Linked DNA regions of Homo sapiens: regions 2, 3 and 4 are each linked to region 1. The links are chromatin loops, found by intact Hi-C in ENCODE. Cell type or tissue: psoas muscle. All regions are shown on one strand.

The links. Peaks named below come from ENCODE experiments on the same cell type or tissue, not always from the same donor. Only the 100,000 strongest peaks of a DNase experiment are listed, where the experiment ranks them.
Region 2: it touches region 1 in a loop (4-fold over the local background); 17 of 110 quality-filtered maps call a loop at or near these places.
Region 3: it touches region 1 in a loop (2.9-fold over the local background); 27 of 110 quality-filtered maps call a loop at or near these places.
Region 4: it touches region 1 in a loop (2.8-fold over the local background); 11 of 110 quality-filtered maps call a loop at or near these places.

The regions. Positions count from the first base shown.
Region 1 is chr17:56,777,454-56,782,453 of GRCh38, forward strand. No RefSeq gene overlaps it. Among named protein-coding and RNA genes, the nearest start is that of C17orf67, 54 kb to the right of the region's middle. RefSeq lists a silencer at 2,848-3,087. In psoas muscle, CTCF peaks have their summits at 2,926 (motif pointing left) and 3,126; a DNase peak (open chromatin) is centred at 2,948; H3K4me3 peaks cover 1,019 bases; H3K27ac peaks cover 1,137 bases.
Region 2 is chr17:56,497,068-56,502,067 of GRCh38, forward strand. It overlaps ANKFN1 (ankyrin repeat and fibronectin type III domain containing 1), which reads left to right. Exons shown (of 21, transcript NM_001370326.1): 20 at 1,815-2,031. Among named protein-coding and RNA genes, the nearest start is that of NOG, 94 kb to the right of the region's middle. In psoas muscle, a CTCF peak has its summit at 2,926 (motif pointing right); no DNase peak of the experiment used is centred here; H3K27ac peaks cover 788 bases.
Region 3 is chr17:56,713,728-56,718,727 of GRCh38, forward strand. No RefSeq gene overlaps it. Among named protein-coding and RNA genes, the nearest start is that of C17orf67, 120 kb to the right of the region's middle. In psoas muscle, a CTCF peak has its summit at 2,350 (motif pointing left); a DNase peak (open chromatin) is centred at 2,354.
Region 4 is chr17:56,676,396-56,681,395 of GRCh38, forward strand. No RefSeq gene overlaps it. Among named protein-coding and RNA genes, the nearest start is that of NOG, 85 kb to the left of the region's middle. In psoas muscle, CTCF peaks have their summits at 628 and 2,971 (motif pointing left); no DNase peak of the experiment used is centred here; H3K4me3 peaks cover 1,064 bases; H3K27me3 peaks cover 677 bases.

The DNA of each region.
Region 1 (5,000 bases):
TTCTCTCCACTCCAACCCTGCAGGGCTTTTCTCTGTTTTCTCAAACCTTCCACATGTTCAATTTCAGGGTCTAGCACAAGCTTGGAACACTCCACCTCCTCTCTGCCTAGCTACCTGCTGTTCATTCCAGACAGCAATCCTCTGGAGGCCTTCCCTGATCTCTGGGCCAAAATAGGGTCCCCTCACCCCTATATAAACTCCATAGCACTCTGAGCACACTGGCCTTCTCCTTCTCCTTCCCAACACTCAGCAGAACAGTAATTATTTTTCCCCGTTAGGCTGCATCCTCCATGGAGATGGACCCACCAATATCCCCACACCTAGTACTGTGTCCATGAATATAGCAAGTGGTTCCTAAATATTTGGAGACTGAGTGGTAACTGTGAGAATCACTCCCAAGCAGCCTGAGTCCCCACCCCCACAAAGAGATCTGAGTCTTCCTCTCCATCCACTTTCTGAAGAAAACTCAACAGTATGCATTTTGGTCTTGGAGAACGTGGTGTCTCGTGACACCACTGGGAATACTGACAAAAATGTGGCTGTAGTGGGTTCACCCAGCTCTCAGGAAGGAATAAGTGTCAGGTCATGCTGCATCATCCACAGGAAGAGCATGAGCTGGTGCTGACAGCGTGGGGTGTCCCAAGCCTTTGGTCTTGGGTTTCTCTTCCTAGAGTATTTATATCCATCCGGAGAAGCCGGCTGGCATCATTAATTGTGAGCGTGTGTCCACTCAAAGCAGCCATATACCAAATATATCGAGTATCAAGCCTAATATGGATATCCTTGTTGATTTATATATTGTTAATAAGCAACAAGAAGTGAATGCCTAAGGTGGGATGCCAAATGTTTGTCTTCCTTTGTCTTCTCAAACGTGCAAGGTTGTTGGTTTGGTGTACTGTTCGTTTTTCATGGAAGAATGACTTTTTAAAAGAGAAAGAGGGAGTTATGAGGCCCACAGTCATTTGATGAACTGAATAAGGACAAACATCCAGGTCACAAGTGGCAGCAAAGAATGCAAATTCTGTGTCCAGTGTCTCAAAATAAGAACCACTAACACTTAGTGGAGATTTGTGCCAAGCACCATTCAAAACAAATACACTAATTCATTTCATCCTCATGATACCTCTGAGAGGTAGGGGCTACTATTACCCCCATTTTGCAAATGAGGAAACCAAGACCCAGAGAGGCTTAAGTGACAGTCCAGTTTAGCAAGCAGTAGAGTTGGAATTTTCACCCAGGAACTCAAACTCCACAGTTCAGAAGTAGTCGGGCCCCATGGAGATCCATCCAGTCCAAAGCAAAGACAAACCCAAAGGCCCACTTCCAGAGGACTCAGACTACTGCCCTAATTTGGTCTTTTCTCTCTTGAGGGCCACAGAGAAACCATAGCCACAGTGCTGACCTCAAGGAGTTTACATTTTTGCAAGGAGATCAAACAAGAGCACAATGTATTTACAGTAACATAAATTAGTAAGTGTGAAATGCCATGCAAGGGATTTAGACGCTGCCCAAGGAGAGAGAGGTCTGAAGCATCGACTGATGGGTCTGTCTTCCTGCTCTGCCGTTGCCAGGTTCTGTAACTGTGGGCAAGTCGGTTGCCCCCGCTAAGGATAAACTTTCCAATCTGTAAAATGGGATGATGATGATGATGATGATGACGATGATGACGTCATTTCTAGTTCCTATCTCACAGGGCTGATGTAAGGATTAAATGAGAGAAAGCATGCAAAGCATTTAGGACAGGGATATGATATGTTCAGTATGCACCGGCCCTTATTTCTAGCAGAGGAGTTCGGGATATCATATATTCACTCACAAACATATATTAAGCACCTCCTAACAATGCACTAGGAACTGTGCCAGGTGCTAGGGCTACAAAGAAGAATGAGACAGTAGCCAGGCTTTCAAAAAGCTCATCCTCCAGAGAAAGGGACAGTGGGGGAGGCAGGCTGCCAGGACAGTAGGAGTCTTGAGTCCTTGCAAAAAGAATCGGAGAGGGTGCCTTGGAGGAGGGTGACGGGAATGCAGGAATGGGGTGAGGGTGTTTCCCACATGTACAAAGCAACGGCAAGCAGGCAGCTTCAGGGCTTCCTATCTGCCAAGTGGGTAGGATTGGGGATGGGCCTTGATGACCACACACAGTTGATTCCAGGGACACTCAGTTCGAGATTCCAGGCAGGTAGCTCTGATGTTGTGAAGTCTGCCTCCAAGTCCTGAAGTTCTCTTTACCTCCAGACTCAGCTTGAGACAAGAGAATAAGTACTGAACATTGAAGTAGAAATCCAAGTGGGTTTTTCTTTTCTTTTTTTGTGCCCTGTTATTTGCCTGTTAGCTAGACTGAGGATAAAACTGAATTTATGTCTCACCAAGGAGGCACAGGAAAGTGAAGAGAGAGAGAGATTATACAGGGTTTTTTTTTTTTTCCTTCAAAGTGTCTCCTCTGCAGACGCCTGGTGCAGCTCTGTCTCCGGGGAGCGGTTCACCCTCCAGAAAATATGACACTTTATTTCCTGCCCTTGTTTGCTAACACACCCCATTACCATCCATCTCAGTTTCATGTAACTGCCAACCGGCATTAACGCCCTCCTCCTCGCCGAGGCAGAAAATAGAAAAGGAAGAATTCAGCAGATTTTCCCCGGTGGCCCCCTCGGCGGCACCAAGATAACCAGCGCAGAAACCACAATTGGATCCTTATTCCTCCAGCCCAGGAATGCGAAGGACGGGACGGTTTAACCGCCTTCTGCATTTTCCTGCAAAGAGAGCCGGCTTGTTATTTCGGTTGTCTGGGCTCCCTTCTTTACTACGGAGAAAGATACATTAATTAATTTTTTTTTTTAATGTTAGGCAGGAAATGTTGCAAACTGTCAAGAGCTGTCAGCGGGCGCCTGCCCCAATCAGGTAAGCGGCGCGCGGGCGCCTGCGGCGGAGACACACTGACCCCTAGTGGCCGACCGGGCCCTCGCAGCCCCCGCGCCCGCCCTCGCTCCGGGCGGCCAGAGTCGCAGTCAAGTCGCTCTTTGCACAGAGCAGCTCTGTGTGGACTGGCGGGGGTGTGGCCGGTGCTGTGTCTCCACCGCCCGCCCCAACGCAAGCACGCGCGCACATACACCCCATGTCCATTTGCTCTTCCAAACCAGAGAAGCAATTTCTGCTCTCCTTGTCCAATTCCAGAGAACACAGATGCCTGAGAACCTTAAGCAGTGTGCCTCTGTGCTGTTGCTCAGGCATGTGCCTCTGCTCTTGAGGAGTGACGGGAAAGACAGACAGGGTCCCAGTGTGACACAGGGCTGAGAGGAAGGAAGGGGGTGGCGTTTGTGGAGACTCCCAGTACCAGACACTGTGCACACGGTTATCCCTTGGAGCCTGATGATAGCCCCAGATTTGGAAACTGAGGCCCCAGCTGTCACATGGCTTGTCCAGGTCACAAAGCTGATGTTTTTATTCATTTGTGTTGATTTTAATAAACAAATGTTTACATAGCTCTTGTCTGCCAGGCTTTCTTCTAGTGCTTTACCTATATTAAAATTACCTGTGTGGAATCCTCATCACAACCCTGTAAGTACTACTATTGCCTCCATTTCCCAGATGAGAAAACCGAGGCACACAGAGAGGTTAAGTAACTAGTGAGCGTGAGTCTAGTGTTTAATCTAGGCAGCCTGGCTTCAGAGTGCTCTCAGCCACTGCACTGGGCTGTGTGTGTATGTGTGTGTGTGTACCCCATGGATACTAGTTAAAAGGAGACCAGGATTCTAGTCTGCACATCACGGGCTCAAAAACCCAAGCTGTTCTGCGTGTACCTCCTTTGTTCCCTAAGGATGAAGTGCTACAGCAATGCAGGACAGGCGGCAGTAATTCTGGCTGTCGCAAAAGGAAGGCAACTTGTGGAAGAGGTGTCTGATGAACTCCTTGAAGACATAGACCGTGTCATCACCTTCAGAGCCTCATTCGCGCCTGGCGCACAGTGGGTGCTTAATAAAAGCTGAACTGGACTGGACCTTGAGGGAAGGTCCAAGGAAGGTGTGAAGGCAGGAGGGAGGCTAAGCAAGTTGCAAGAACCACAACACTGCCGTAGAGAAACACAGGTCCCCTAGCACTCCGTGAAAACACATTTTCAGACACACCCACACTGCATATTCTCTTTTTGGCCAGGACGAGGGGATGAGCTAACTGCAACTGAGCAGCTCCTACTCCACAGTGATGCGATTAATGCCACCTAAAATGTGTGTCCCCACTTTAGTTTTTCTTATTTGCATTTCACAGTAGCCCCATGAAGTAGGTATAACCAGCCTCTATTTTAACATGAGAAGATGGAGGCCTTTTCCAAATGGACTAAGTAATGTGTCTCAGGTTTTCCTAATAAGCAAAGACCTGCAACCCTGGCTTCCTGACTCCAAAGCTTATCCCTTCTCATGCTGTTGCTGTCAGCCAGGACCCCATGCGCAGAAAGCCCAGCCTCTCCATCCCCCACCCAAGCAGCTCTGGCCTTCTCTCAAGCAGCCCCTTGAACTGGCCAGGCTTGTTCCTGCCTAAGACCTTTCCCTGAGCCATTCCCTCAGCCTGAAATGCCCTTCCTGTACGTGGGTCTTCACACAGTCGGCTCCTTCCTGTCATTCCGGTGTCAGCTCAAATGTCACCTCCTCCAAAAAGCCTTCCTTGTCCACCCAACCTAAAATAGCCTTCCAGTCACTCTGTTGCATCACGGTTTTATATATTTCCCAGCAGGTATTAATCTCCGGTAATTTCTTATTCAGTTACTATTGTTAGACTCATCTCATGTATAATAAGGGGTATCAATTACAGAGTGCAAACCGATAATGTCCTAAGCAAAGTTCCAAAAGCTTTACTCACAGTGAGCCATGAAATTTTCACAACCACCCTTTACTGTGGATGCTGTCCTTAACCCTCATTTTACAGAAGAGGGAACTGAGGCAGGAAAGGTTCAGTAACCTGTCCAAGATTTCACCCTGAGTAAGCTGTGCTCTAGTCACTACAAAAACATC
Region 2 (5,000 bases), 280 kb before region 1:
TCGGGCACTCTAAAAGCTATCCACAGTCATGCGGTGCCTTTAAAATAACTTTCAACAAGCTTATGTTGCATGAGGTAGGGCCAGTAAAAGCCAGCTGAGAGAACAACAATCTCACTGGGAAAATTCATCTGAGTCTCATCTGGGATTCCCACTTTGGCTTTATCCCCAGACTTTAGATTTCTCCCTTCAAAATGGCTTAGTGTCTCCTCATGGGCCTGCCTACTGCTGAACTTCCTGCCCAACTGACCAAGCTAAAAAAGCCTGAAGCTCAATCTCATGCTTTCATCACTGGCCCTGAATACTCTGCTGAGTCTTGTCACCACAGGAGTGGCAAGAACTAGAAAGCAGGGGAAAACGGCTGTAAGACCATACACTGCCATTCACTAGTTCACTCTAGCTAGCTTTTCACTCAACTTGGCGGACTGAATGTCAGACCTACTGTGTGTTTGTTGGGAGGACCAGGTTTGTGGATATTCTTAATGAGTAGGTTTTAAGTACAGATTAAAGGCCTATCAAGAAATTTTGAAAATAAAATATAACACTGGGTAGTGTTTTAGTTTTAAAACTTCCACAATCAGAGAGAGAGATTAACCTTGCATGACTCACATAATGAATACCTTCTATCTGGAAGTTAGGTAATACCAAATTTCCAAATGTTCCTGAAAAATAAATCCTAAAGTTTCAGAGCTGGAAGGGAACTTAAGCATCATGTAGACTAACTACCTCTTCTTACAGTTGAGTAAATGGGCCCCAAGAAGTTAATGGCTTGCCCAAGTCATCGAGTGAAATTAAATAGAAAGCCTACTACAAATTCCAGGGTCATAAGAAAAAATATGTTTAACCAACAGCCCCTCCTTGAGATGGAATAACAAAAAAGCTCATGGCCCATGTCTATCAAGATCTGGAAAACTTTCGTCATCTATATATACAGAGAGACACAAAAATCTGAGTGAATTTTATGCAAATAGGCTTCAAGGAAACTACTATTGTACTTTATAATGAAAATATCATTAAAATGACTTTGATAACCCAAAAATCAAAATGGAACAACCTAAAATGGACTACTCTAGAAATGTAAGGATGTTTAAATTATTTAAGATTAAACTGTTAAGGCCGTTTTGAACTTTAGAAGCCCTTACTCTATATGTAAGAAAGTAGTAAGTCTAATATATGAAGTTAATTATTTTCTATTAACATAGGTCCAAAAACCTCTACTTAGCAAAAATATTCCAGTAGAGCTTTGCTTTTCTAGTTCACATATAAGAACTAGGACTACATTTCTTTCTTAAGATATTCTGAAATTCAGGCTTTATCATATGCCTTCACAATATCTTAATGAGGAATATTTAATTATAATCTGGGATATAATAACCCTTTATATGTATGAGCAATGTACCCTGAGGCATCACAAAGCACTTTCGAATTCATTATTTCAACTAATCATCCCAGCAACCCTGGGAGGTATAAATGGAAAATGTTTTGGCCACATTTTACAAATAAAGCAACTAAGGCTCAAAAAGGTCAAGTGACTTGCTATGAGTTAGTATAGTGCTAATAAGTGATATATTCCAGCTAGCATCTAAGTCTTCTACTATTTTCACTAAATGACAGAGCTTCTCTGGTAAAAATACGCAAAACAAAAAATATTACAAAAAGAGAGGTATTTTCTGGCTTAACAAATCTATGTTAAAAATATTTTACTCTTGCTCAAAGCCAATATTGCGGAAAATGGATCATCTTGGACTCTCAGGGAAATGTATTCCTTTTTAATCACTGCTTGATAACTTAGTGTCTTTTACCATTTTATTCCAAAGCAAATAGATGAAGTCTGGCGTGAAATGAGATGGATCATGGATGCTCTACAGTATGCAAGATACAAACAACCAGTTTCTGGCTTGCCCATCACTAAGCTGATAGACCCCTCAGATGAGCAGAGCCTAAAGAAGATCAATTCTACATCATCATCACATATAGACTGTCTTCCATCCCCACCCCCATCCCCAGAGATGCACAGAAGAAAGACAGTGAGTGGTAAGCAATGAGATCTGAAGTTCTGTTGTTTAGTCCCTGGACTTTTGATCCTCTCTTCACTGATGAGGACTTTTATGCTGAGGTATTGGTTCCAGAAAGTGGATGAAAACACTGCTCAGGGGTAAGAGTCTAACAGCATAGAGGAAACAAAATCAGAATAGTAGAGGAATAGGAAAACTAGAGCAGTAACCTAAGATCAATGCCATTTAGGGACAGGGAAGAGTCATTCCAGTTCTAGGTCACACTTACAAGATGCAAAAGGATATAAAACAGGGATACAGCTTCAAAGATGCAGACTGGGGACCACTGTGATGCCAAGTGAGGGCCACAAAAGCCAAGGGAATCTGAGCAAGACAAACTAAGGAAAGAGAACAGGCCCAACCTCTATTAAATAGCATCTGACAAGAACGAGGCAGGAAACAGGCCCAAACCTGGGTGAGAGTTTGGGAAAAACTTCCCATCCATATAGCACAATGTTCTAGAGTGGAAGGTGGGAAAGAGAGAAACCTTGGATAAACTAGAATCCTGAAACTGAGTCCATGTAAGTAGCTTGGCCTCATCATGGACATAATGAACTTTAAACAAGCTGGAGAAGATACCTAGCAAGGCACCTCTCCACCCTTGAGTATGAAGTCTAACAGCAAAAACCTGACTGGGTTAATATGAATTTCTACAAAATACCTCTATGCTTATAAGCAGAAAGAAAGCATACTAGGTAAAGGCAATAAAAAGCTCTTAGCCATGCTAAGGCTAGTGCCATTTTCTAGTCAATTAAAGTAATGGCGATTCAAAGCATCTTTCTTGATTCTATAGTTTGCAAGAGCTCCAATTTTGTAAGCTTCATAATATTTTTAATAAATAGGCCTGATTTGTGGATTTGTCCCATAGGGGGCAGCATGGTGTAACAGAAAGAGCTTGCACTTAGAAATCAGAGACCTGGATTCAAATCCCAGCTTTGTTTTACTAGCTGTATGAGCTTGAACAGATTACTACATCTGACACTCAGTTTCCATGTATGTAAAATGAGAATAATACCTATACCTTGAAGAGTTACTTGTGAATAAGGTAAACTATATCAATGATGCATGTCATATAATAGACAATATATTGTCAATACCCTATTTAATGTTATTTTTATTATAGAAAACTTTACTGGGAATCTGAGCCTTTTCTATGAGTAAGTTTGTGTCTGCACCTATATTTTTAAAACTCCAATGTGTAAAGTCAAAACTTGGCAAGTGGAAGAACTTAGGAGACAGCTAATTTACATTACCAAAGGAGTCTATGACTTACCAAATAACAAAATATTTAAGTAGAGTTTCTAGAGTGCATTTTTATAGACTGCCACTGGGCTAGAGATACAAATCAAATATCATCTCTGCCAGAAGTTAGGCTAATAAGAGAAACAGATATATTAACAAAAAATTACCTGGTAATTGCCTACCTGCTATGAAGTTATCAGTATTAAACTCTTATGATCAAAGAGAGCCTCCTGGAGGAGATGACAGAATCTGGTATGAAGGATAAGCAGGAGTTGAGCAGAAAAACAGGAAAGAGAAGAGCATTATAGGCAGAGAAAGCAGATTGTACAACTGTTTGTAGTTTAGGGAATTGCAAGCAGTTTGGCTGAAACTCAGGATCTAAGAACATTGTTCATTCTTTTCTTTCTATTTAAAAACTATATATTTACTGGCCACCCTCTATGTGCCAGGCTCTCTTCGAAGTAACAGGGATACAGTGATACATAAAGCAAAATATCTGCTCCCATAGAGCATACTTACATTCTAGAAACAGGGACAAAGAGTGAAAACATAAACAAACAAGATAATTTCAGATCGTGAAAATTCCAGTGTATAATACAAAACAGCAGTAGGGGTGGGAGTAGGCAGGAAGTGTGTTGAATTCACTAGGATGATGATCAGCAGAGACCTATCTGGAAAGATGACATTTGAACCAACCCCAGAAGAAGAAGCTAGTAATGCAGAGTTCTGGAGTTGGAATATTCCAGACAATAAAACAGCAAAAGGCCCTGAGGTAGGTGAGGGACAGAAAGAAGGCCAAGATCTTTGACACACAGTGAACAAAAGGGCGGATCGTGAGAGACAGGGTAGAGAGCAAGACAGAAGCCAGAAGCCAGAGTAGGCAGGGTTCTGCTGGTCATAGTAAAAAGTCTGGATTTTATCCCGCTTGTGATGGAAAGCCATTGGAAACTTTTAAGCAAGGATTGATATAATCTGATCTGTAAAATCAAATCTGGTTGCTGTATGAAGAGACCATAAGGGAAAATTATTGAAGCAGGGAGGCAACTTAGAAAGTTATTAACAAAGGAGACACCAAGTTTTCTGGCTTGGGTGCCTCATGGTATCATGATGGCACTTGCCAAAAAAAAAGGTAAGAGAGAAGGAAAAACAAGCTTGGGTGGTTGGGCATGTTGAATTTGCGTTGGCTTTGGAACATTCCGTAAAAAAGAAACATTCAGGAGAAAACAAGCTGCATGGAGTCTAGAACTCAGGAAAGAAAACTGAGCTAATATTATAGATTTAAGAATTTGTTTACATGTGAATGATGTTTGAAGCTAGGAAAATGCTTGGGATTCCCTGGAAAGAGGAGGTAGAATAAGAAGAGGAGACTGTGGAAGGATCCCTGTGGAATGGAGCATCAAGACCTATTAGACTAAGAAGGAACAACCAGAGAAAGAAGATTAAAAAAACAAGAGAGTAGTGGCACAGAATCAAAATGTGTAGAGAAAGGTTAAATTCAAAACCTGAAAAGCTTCAGTTGTTTTGCTTTTCTCAACAAGGAAGTCATCAGTGATCTAGATGAGAGCAGTTTTTGAAAAGAAAGAAATAGAAACTGAACAGAAGCTAATCAGGGATTAAATGAGAGGTAAAGAAGTAGGACAGGAATTTTCACTCTTTTAAAATCTTGGCTGCAAAAGGGAAGAAGGAGGGAAGGTAGTAGCTAGAGAA
Region 3 (5,000 bases), 64 kb before region 1:
ATTCTTTTCAGATATTTTCTATTTGATTATTTAGACAAAGAGAATATGGGGAGTTGAGGGAAGAGAAGGAAGAGCATCTTCATGAAGTCCCAGCAGAAGGGTCAGACCCGCAAAGAGGCCACAGGATGGGCAGGACAACCTCAAGTGACTCTTTTTTCCATTTATGGGGGGACAAGCTCTTGCTCTGTCACCGAGGCTGGAGTGCAGGGGCACAATTATAGCTCACTGCAGCCTCAAACTCCTGGAATCGAGCGATCCTCCTGCCTCAGCCTCCCAAGTAGCTGGGACCACAAGCATGCATCACCACACCAGGTTATTGTTTTCATGTTTCATACAGATGACATCCCACCATGTTGCCCAGGTTGGTCTTGAACTCTTGGCCTCAAGTGATCCTCTCGCCTCGGCCTCCCAAAGTGCTAGGATTACAGGCATGAGCTACCATACCCAGCCCCTTTTTTGAGGTTGCAGGGAAGAGTATAAAGAGCAAGAAGTCGTAGGGATTCCAGGTAGTTGGGAAAAGAAGATGGGAATTACCAGTCTGGGCAAAGAGACATAGGAAGGCTAAGAATCCAGGGGCCACAGGAGGTGGGAAATGTGTAGGATGCAAAACAGGCAGTCAAAAGTCCCAGATCCCAAAGGCCGCCCTGAGGGCACCTGAAAACACTCAGCTCAAGTCTGATCTTCGCCAGGCTGACCCCTCTCTTGCCTGGACCTCCCCTTCTAAGTAACCCCCTTGGGGCTCCTGAGGGTCCGAGGCTGATGGCTGCAGAAGTAGGAGGCACCTTGGAGCACCTACAAGTACAGAGATGGGCCAGGCAGACCTCAGCCTGTCAATCAGTGGAAGAGGTAGGTTTAAATCTAGGTACCCAACTCCAGATCCCATACTCTGAACAAGGATACTGGGTGTTCCCTCCTCATCTATAAAATGAGGACAATAACACCTTTCTCACAGGCTGTTTTGGGAATTAGAAACAACCCACTCACCTTCCCTAGCACATCCTAGACCATACACCAAAGCTTTCATCATGGCCAGTGGGACCATGCCTGGGCCACATTCCCATCAGTTTCTGCTATAATTTGGATATTTGTCCCCACCCAAATATCATGTTGAAATGTAATCCCCAATGTTGGAAGTAGAGCCTGGTGGGAGGTGTTTGGATCATAGCGGTGGATCCCTCATGCATGGTTTAGGCCATCCCTTTGGTGCTAAGTGTGCTCCTCTCCGAGTTCACAGGAGAGTCCAGTCATTTAAAAGCGTGCGACACCTCCTTCCCCGCACTCTCACTCTCTGGCTCCTGCTTTCACCATGTGAAATACCTGCTCCCTCTTCGTCTTCCGCCATGACTGTAAGCTTCCTAAGGCATTCCCATGCCTCCTGTAAAGCCTGTGGAACTGGGAGCCAATTAAAACTCTTTTCTTCATAAATTACCCAGTCACAGATACTTCTTTATAGCAACACAAGAACAGCCTCATATTGTCTCCCAGGATGTCAATGGCTGGGCACTCACTTTGTTAATGCTGTGTTATACTCTCATTCTACTAAATGGTAATGCCTTTCCTATATCTCCCATTGTCTTACACAGGGCCAAAAAATATTGATTTTTTAAATTTCCATTTATGCAATGACAACAGTCAATCCAGGCCAAAACATGCTTGAAAAATGAGGAAAATGAAAAGATGACTTATAAGTCCAGAAACAAGAAGATGCAGGTGATATTTACCAGAGGGGCCACATGAATTATCCCATAACTATAAGGTGAGCATACTGTTTCCACCTAGAGAATCGCTGAGGTGGGTAAAGGTCAATGCATAATGTCATCTCTCAAGAAAAGAAATGGTACAGTGCCCTACGGTAGCATAGAGGGGCCCACATCCCTCACAGGACCCTGGCAAACCCGAGTTCTTTAAAACTTGGCCCAGGGGCCTGTCATTGCACAGGCATTTTCCAGACAATCTATCCCCACCCAGTCCAGGTAAGGTAGAGGCTGGAAGGGAGCTGTGCAACTCACAGGCGAGGCCTCACTTCCTTTGAACCCCAAGAATCTGAAGATTTGGAATCAAGCAGACCTGGCTTCAAGTCCCTGGCTCTTCAACCTGTAACTGAGAACCTAGCTCCAATTATTTATAATAAATTCTCTGAGCCCTCAGTTGAATGGAGATGACAACTTTCTTGGGCTGTTTAGAGCCCAAATGAGGTGACTTGTGGAAACACAGTTTAGACAGATGGCAGGACTCAAGGACTGGTAGCTCTTATTTCAACAGGGCAAGCTTTTTTCCTGATCAAGTCTAGCGTTTCCCAGGCCGATGCTGTAAGACTATACGTTGGGCCAACAGCACCACCTGGTGGTCAGTATAAGATCTGGCAAATCTCGCCCGGGGCTTCAGACCTAGTCTGGTCCTAGGGAGGCTGGCGTCACACACACAAAAAAAGACTGTCCCATAAAGAGGAACCTGGTTGAAAGAGGCCCCACAGTCAGGAAGGAAGCATAACCTGACCTATTTTCTTCCCTAAGAGAAGAAAACCTGGTAGTGTCCAAGAAACTGAACACTGGGTTCCATCCACCTTAGGTAAGACATTTCACTTCTCTGAGCTTCCATTTCTTTATTTGTATAATGAAAACAATGATACTTTATTTGTAAGTATCAAAAATGAAATAAATCTAGGTCTAGTGGCAGGCATCTAGTGAACACTCATGGCAATTTTTTATGTTTAGGAAGCAACTGCATGTGTCTGATCCCTAAAAGCTTTACCTAATCTTTAGACAACATTATGTCTTGTGTGTTTGGGGCAAGTTTTCAAGAAGAAACACTCAGTAGCGAGCCCTCTCCTGGGCCCAGCTCCCTACCTCTGAAGCCACCCTCTGCCTCTGGGGCCACTGCTTCAGGGTCAGACCTGCTTGGGGAGCACCTGTGAGAAGCTAGGGTTCTCGGGCACTGGCAAAGAAGGAGATCACCCATTCATTCATTCATCTAACAAAAGCACTGAACATTTGAGATACAAGGATGGTTTTGACATGGCTCCTGTCCCCAAGGAGCTTGCATTCTAACCGAGACAGCAGAATAATAAAGAAATACTTAATTGCTGACCAGGCGCAGTGGCTCGCACCTGTAATTCCAGTACTTTGAGAGGCCAAGGTGGGCGGATCACCTGAGGTTGGGAGTTGAGACCAGCCTGATCACCATGGAGAAACCCCGTCTCCAATAAAAATACAAAAAATTAGCTGGGCGTGGTGGCGCATGCCTGTAATCCCAGCTACTCGGGAGGCTGAGGTAGGAGAATCGCTTGAACCCGGGAGACCGAGGTTGTGGTGAGCAGAGATTGCGCCATTGCACTCCAGCCTGGGCAACAAGAGTGAAACTCTGTCTCAAAAAAAAAAAAAAAAAAAGAAAGAAAGAAAGAGAGAGAGAGAGAGAGAAAGAAATATTGAATTGCGACAGGCCAGGTACTCTGACAGAAATGTGTACTGTTTAGAAAGATAGCACAGAGGAGAAAGTAGCCAATTCATCCTGGGGGAGTCTGATGGATCGAACATTTCAACAAACACAGGAAAGAACCTACCAAGCGTGGAGCACAATGGGAGGACCTGGAGATTCAAGGATGAGTAAAACCCAATCCCTTGCCCAAAGAGGTTGTGGTCAACCCGGGTAAGGGAAAGATGCAGAGAGAACATGATGTGTGGTCTGGGACTGCAGGGGTGTTGGTTAGGGGAGCTTGAGGCAAAGTGAACAGCCTGAGCAAAGAAAGACTTAGAGTAGAGACGGAGCAGTGTCCACCAAGTGCCTTCTCCACACTCATCCTTTGTGTCTTCTGAGGTGCTTCCTCTGCTTTGGGATTCAGGAAATGCAATTTTTAAAATTCAATGCCATTTTTTAAGCCTGCTTATCCTCCACTCTGGTCCCTTTTCCCTGGGGTTGCAGATGTGCAAGGCCTGAATCACATCACCCAGAACATGCCCAGGCAAGCCCACTCCCTACTTATGTTGCCCTGGCACGGGCGACACCTCCATCCCCAACCCCCTCGGTTGTGAATCCTCTCTCCAAGGTGAACTTCTCACCAATGGCCTGGGACAGCTTCCCCAAGTGTCTACACCACTGTCCTCCCTCAACCCCCAAACTACCTGAGGCTCCAGTGTCCTTCTGCCCTACCAGCTGGAGGAGGCTGGGATGGAGGGCCATGTTATAAGGGTGCTATGGTAGAAGAGGGGCCCACAGGTTCTAGGTGCCCTTGCTGATCAGTTCCAAGAGAAGTGAGTGGAAACTACCACCCAGGCAGCTTCATTTCCTGAGAGCCTACTGTGTTCATTCACTCTTCAGTGGCAGCCGAGCAAGGCAATTAAGGGCTTAGGGCCTGGATTTCACATCCAAGTTGTATCACTTCCTGGCTGGGTGGGCTTGGATAAGTCACTTCGACTCTCAGTGCCTCCATTTCTTTTTCTGTAAAGTGTAGACTAGGGCTTTTGTGAAGATTAAATAACATAAAGTACTTAGAAGGCTGCCTGGTACAGAGCAAGAGCTCATTAACCATTAGCTATTGTACAACAATAATTATTTCTTGAGCATCTACCATGAGCCAGGACTGAAGCTGCAGCTGTGAACCAAAAAGACCTGGTCGAGAGACAAGCCATGAAAGTAAGACACAAATGTTGCTATAATCACCACTGTGATGGGCGTTATGAAGAAAATGGGTAGTATTAATGGAGAAAATAAAAGGAATAAAGAGAGGCAATGGAATTGTTAATATTTTGGGGGTAGTGAAATTTAAGCTGAGACCGAAAGGATGTGTAGGAATGAAATGAGGAGCTGTAGGAATGGATGCCAAGGTCCTGAGGCAGCCAAGAACACTGAGCCATCAGGAACTGGAGGGAGAGGGCCAGTGTGGCTGCCTTGCAGTGAACAAGAGAGAAAGGACCCTCCAGCTAGGGCTGGAGAGGCAGGTAGAAGTCGGCTGCACCTGGGCCCTAAGGCTCGAGGAAATGAGCACTTTACTCTCAGTCAGTGGG
Region 4 (5,000 bases), 100 kb before region 1:
GTCCCCTAAGGAGAGACAAATTAAGTCAGACAAAGTGAGGGCTGCTCATGATGACTTGCAGCCAGCATGTCAATCAGTAAAGGCTCTGATGAGATGTGTATATGCTGGGGGGATGGTTTGGGTTACCAGAACCTCCACAATATGCTGCCCTCACTAACCACAGCCAGAAGGTTTCCAAGCAAAACACAGATAGTGCCCACCTCATCTGTGTCAACTTCCCTGTTTAATTCATGCTTATCTCTTTAAACCCCTTCCCTTTGCAGAAGAGAAACAGATTCAAAGGCATGAGATGACTTGATCAAAGTCAGGGAGACAGAGGCAGAACTTGAGCACAGAACTCTTCACCCCCAGTCCTCTGCTCCTCATCTCCTCTGTAGTTATGCATGCAATTTTTACAGATGCATGCACTGTTTATTCATTCCTTTCTTCCCATGTTCACTCATTCATCAGAAGCCCAAGACTGGACCAATTGTAGACCTTAGAGGTGGAAGTCAGGGCAGTTCAGGTCTTTATGTTGACAATCTCAACTGGGGTAATAGAGAAACACTTATGCTGTTCTTGTCCAAAGATAGCTATGAATCAGCCTTTCTAGCTAGTCTGGCACCCAGTGGTTTATGTCCTGGTGCTGCCACAGGGTGGCTTTCTGGATTTGGTTAGCAGAGAAGAACCTCTCTTCTAAGAGTCTTCAGAGAAAGCGACCAAGTTTGTCCTATCCAAGTATTTGGGATAGTATAGTATAGGTCTGGTTGCTGCATGCAATTTTCCAAGCAGGACACCTCTCCATGCTTGAACTCTGGATAAGACAATTCCAGAGCCCCTTCAGGGCTACCGCTAGGGCTGTCTCAAACTGGATCACTCCCTTGTTTAGGACCCCACTGTAGCTAGTGCATAAGCATTCTTAGGCTTACACATTGCAACTTAGCAGGGTACTTGTCAGTTCTCCCCAGATAGCTCTCTCCTTACTTTACCGTTGAGTATAAATTCTTTAGGGTCAGGTACCAATTTTAATCATCTTTATGTTCCTAGCACATAGCACAGTGCCAGCATCACAGGTGCTCAATAAATGATCAATAAATTAAATTACAATTACTCAGCTAAATAAGAGCCAAGAGAGTAGAAAGTACTTTCTTCGCATATGAAGAGGCAAGGACTTATTGAATCTGGCACCTCAAAGGGTATCGGGACCTAAAAGTGAACAGGGACTACACAGTTAAGTCTAAGAGGGGGAAGTCAAACAAGTGAATGGACAAATACACATCACAGAACAAGGGTATCTAGCCCAACTGGGGAGGTGGAAACATGGATTGAAGCATTTATTCTACCTTTAGAAGTTATTGCACCTCTGCTTTTCACTAGTCACAGAACAGGTCACTCTGACTCATCTATTCTCTCCCTCCTCCTCAACCTGATCAATAGCATCCAGTTGCAGGTAGACCACCTAGGTGTGGAGGTGAAGCCAGGAAATGCAGCTCCTCCTCATCCAATGAAACAGGCCCAGTCAATAACCAGCATAAGATCTAACAGCCGGGAATATTTGTTTGTACAATCAGTCTGGGGCTCAAACCCACAAGTGTAACTGGGAAAATGCCCTAGCCTAGTAGTCTGCCCATCCCCAGGACAGATGCCTAAGGATGGGTAGTCTGTGTTTTGCACAAAGATACCTAGTGGCAAGGTTAAGCAGGGGTAGAAATCCAACCTGCGTTTTAATTGACAAGCCATGTGCCTGACTCAAGGCTGTGTCAGCTCAAGAAAGGCACTATCAGCCTGGCCAAGCTCTGCCCTTATTTCCAGAGGGGGCACGTTGTACTTAAGGATACCCCGTAGGCTGGCAGAGGCCCTGTCTGTGTCACAGCAAAGCAGCTGGTTGGCTGGGGGTGGGATAGAAGGCAACAGCATAAACCAGACAACGGCACCTTCCCAAGCTGGAGAGCTTGGTAGGAGGCCTGGGTGAAGCACCCATGCCAAAGGAACTGAGCTGCAGTGTTCAAAACCCGACTGAGCTGCACTGTGTGCGCACTGAGGGCAGCGCAGGGGGGAATTCAACTCCACCTCAGATATTTCTTATCACGCACACCTCACGGTTAGCTCTGAGCTAAAAACACCGCCTCTAGCCTGGGACAAACCTGAACCTGACCCACACCACCACACCCCCCACCCCCCAAGCCTCTGGCTACCTTCTCCTTTCTAAAAAAATAACCCCCCAGGAAGCGCTCCACGTGCTGCTGGTGCGAGCGCCGGCGCGGCGCACTAAATCATCGCTGGCGTCCACATTTCAAAGCGGAGCCGGAGGAGTGCCGGTGATTTCTGGGTGCCACACCGATCACTCCCAAGCTCTGATCTATGGATTGTTTTGATTTCCTCCTTTGAACTCTTCCTATCCCGCTCCAGCGGCAGACAGAGATACTGAATTAAGCGACAGACAAGTTGGAGACAATGAGCGCCGGGGGCCCCCTCCCTCCCCCGGCTCCCCTCCCCCCTCCTCCCCGAAATTTGCAGACATCTGCTAGCTGGAGCCCAGCGTTGGAGTCATAAAGAAGAGCTGGCAGGAGAGTGATGTACAGCCCTGGGCCCTCCCGAGTGACTGGCGTTAACCTCCAACGGAGAGACGCTCACCCCGTTTACGACGGAGCCCTTTGTTTTACACCACTCAGCAGAGGTGCCTTGGCCATACTGAAGATTTAACCAAATTATAATGAATGATCCTCAGCAGCGCTGTGCCCCTAATTAGAACAAGTCGCACAGACATATTGTCTCCCTGATTTCCTCTGTTCCATTTCTCGCACTCTCTTTCTCTGCTCAGGACACATGGGCCCCATTAAACATTCTAGTATTTAATGTGGTTCCTTTAAATTACTTCTCAAGTTTTCGAGTTCCATTTAGAATTGGATTTTACTCTTTGGACTGTGTTTTTGATTTGGGGCTTTGTACGTTTCGTAACCGCTCTTTTTCTCCACCTAGTGGAGATTTTGGACACCACTTAGTAATACACGCGGCTGCAGGACAGGCAGCCAAGCCTCTGCGGATTGGAAGGTGGTCCACTGGGACCCTCCATTCACTGGAGACTTCTTTTGCACTTCTCCTGGAGGAGAAAGAAGAACTTGATGCAAACATAGGCTGACATTGTCGATTTTATGACCCTCGGTCTGATCACCTCATCCCCATCACAATTAAAGGGGTGAGGACTTTCTAGGTGTATCATAATTTATACTTTTGCTATAAGAGGGAAAAACACTTTCCTTGGCCCATCCTGGAGGTCAGTGTAAAAAGAATATATATTTGAATTCACTTAAGATGATCATGGCCTCAACTCTGTAGAATCCATGTTCTGGAGAAAAGGAGTTTTCGCCTTTAACAAAGCAGATATGAAGACTTACACTTTTTACAGAGGTTGGCAACAAAGACAAATCAAAAGCATGCATCAGGCAGCCCAGTAAGCTGAAATTCTGTCTTTCTTGGTAACTTGTATGTATAAATTTTACCCTATGTGTCTGGATTTAGAAGCACTACATACACACACCCACACCCAGATAGGGATCTAGAGGGAGAGCACTGAAGAGATTCCAGGGGAAGATAGCATCAACCACAGCCGCTGGCTGGGTCTGTGTGAAGACGGATTCCACACCCTTCCTGGGTTCATAAGCAGCAACTAAGAGTTCCTTAGATTAGGAATATTCTGGGGGAAGCCTCTGAGTTGGAAGGGTTTTTTAGATACTCTGGTTCCCCCTACCCCCGCCACCCTATGCCAGGAAGCTCTCTAATACATGCCGGCAGATGTCCACGTGGTCTCTGAAGACAAGACACCTCAACCCCCCAAGACAGCCTGGGGCATCTGAGAGTTGCTCCAAGGCATGCAGTGGAGCCAGAAAGGCAGAAACCCTGAGAATCCATTTGTGCAATCTTGGGGAAGGCATTCAATGTCTGTGATATCTCACTCATTCAACAAGTATTTACCAGGTCATGGTCTAGGTGCTGAAGATACAGCAGGATGCAATTTCTTGATCGTTCCAATTACCTGGATCCATAGCATGGAAATAATAGCTCACCTTACAAATGGGCTCCTGCTTTTGACACTTGTAAGTGGTATACAACTGACACTATTTCTCTTGATTATAATGATCAGAAAGGTTGTCTTTATTTACAGGAAGGTGTATTCCCTATATCTTGCACCCTTTGGTTTTAGTTCTACCTCAGCTTCTTCCTCAATGGCATGCATCTCTCTCACAAATCCTGTTTGCATTTCCAGGCAGAATGTTCTCTGATCCTTCAGCCTCTCCTCACACCACATAATTTCTTGAACTTTCTTCATCTTAAGCAGTCTATCTCTGAGCACACTCTGATTCATCAATGCCATTCCCAAAATCTGATGCCCCAAATTGAATATGATACTCCAGATATCATCTGACTAAAAATATAATGAGAACACTCCTTCCCATGAGTACAGAAGATTTCTCTGAATACTTCTGTCTCTTGTTGCATTGGATTGTTAGCAATCATATCACACTCTTGGCTTATTCTGAGCTGGTGGTCATGGAAAAGCCTCAGATATTTTTCACGTGATTTCCTGCCAAGGCGATGAGCCCTCCTCTGGTTTTTTTGTCGCTTGTTTTTTGCATGTAAATGCCAGACTTTCCATTCAGGCCTGTTCAGTTGTGTCTTATTGTTTTTGACCCAACATTCCAACCTGTCAGGACCACTCTGGGCCCTCATTCTGTCACCTCTGGTATTAACTCTCCCTCTCAGATGTGTGACATCTACACCTTTGATCAGTTTGCCTCCTGAATTTTCATCTAATGATAAATCAGACAGGATCAAGGTTAGAGCTGCTGGCACTTTGTAAGAAACCTCCTTGAAGGTTGATATCCATTGTCATGAGTTGGACCCATGCACCTTCAAGAAGCAAGGAGCAGGAACCTGGAGCAGGACTCTATGCACACCCACTCCTATGACTTCCTTTGACTTCCCTCTGATCCCGCCTTCCTCTTCCTCCCTCCTGAAATCCA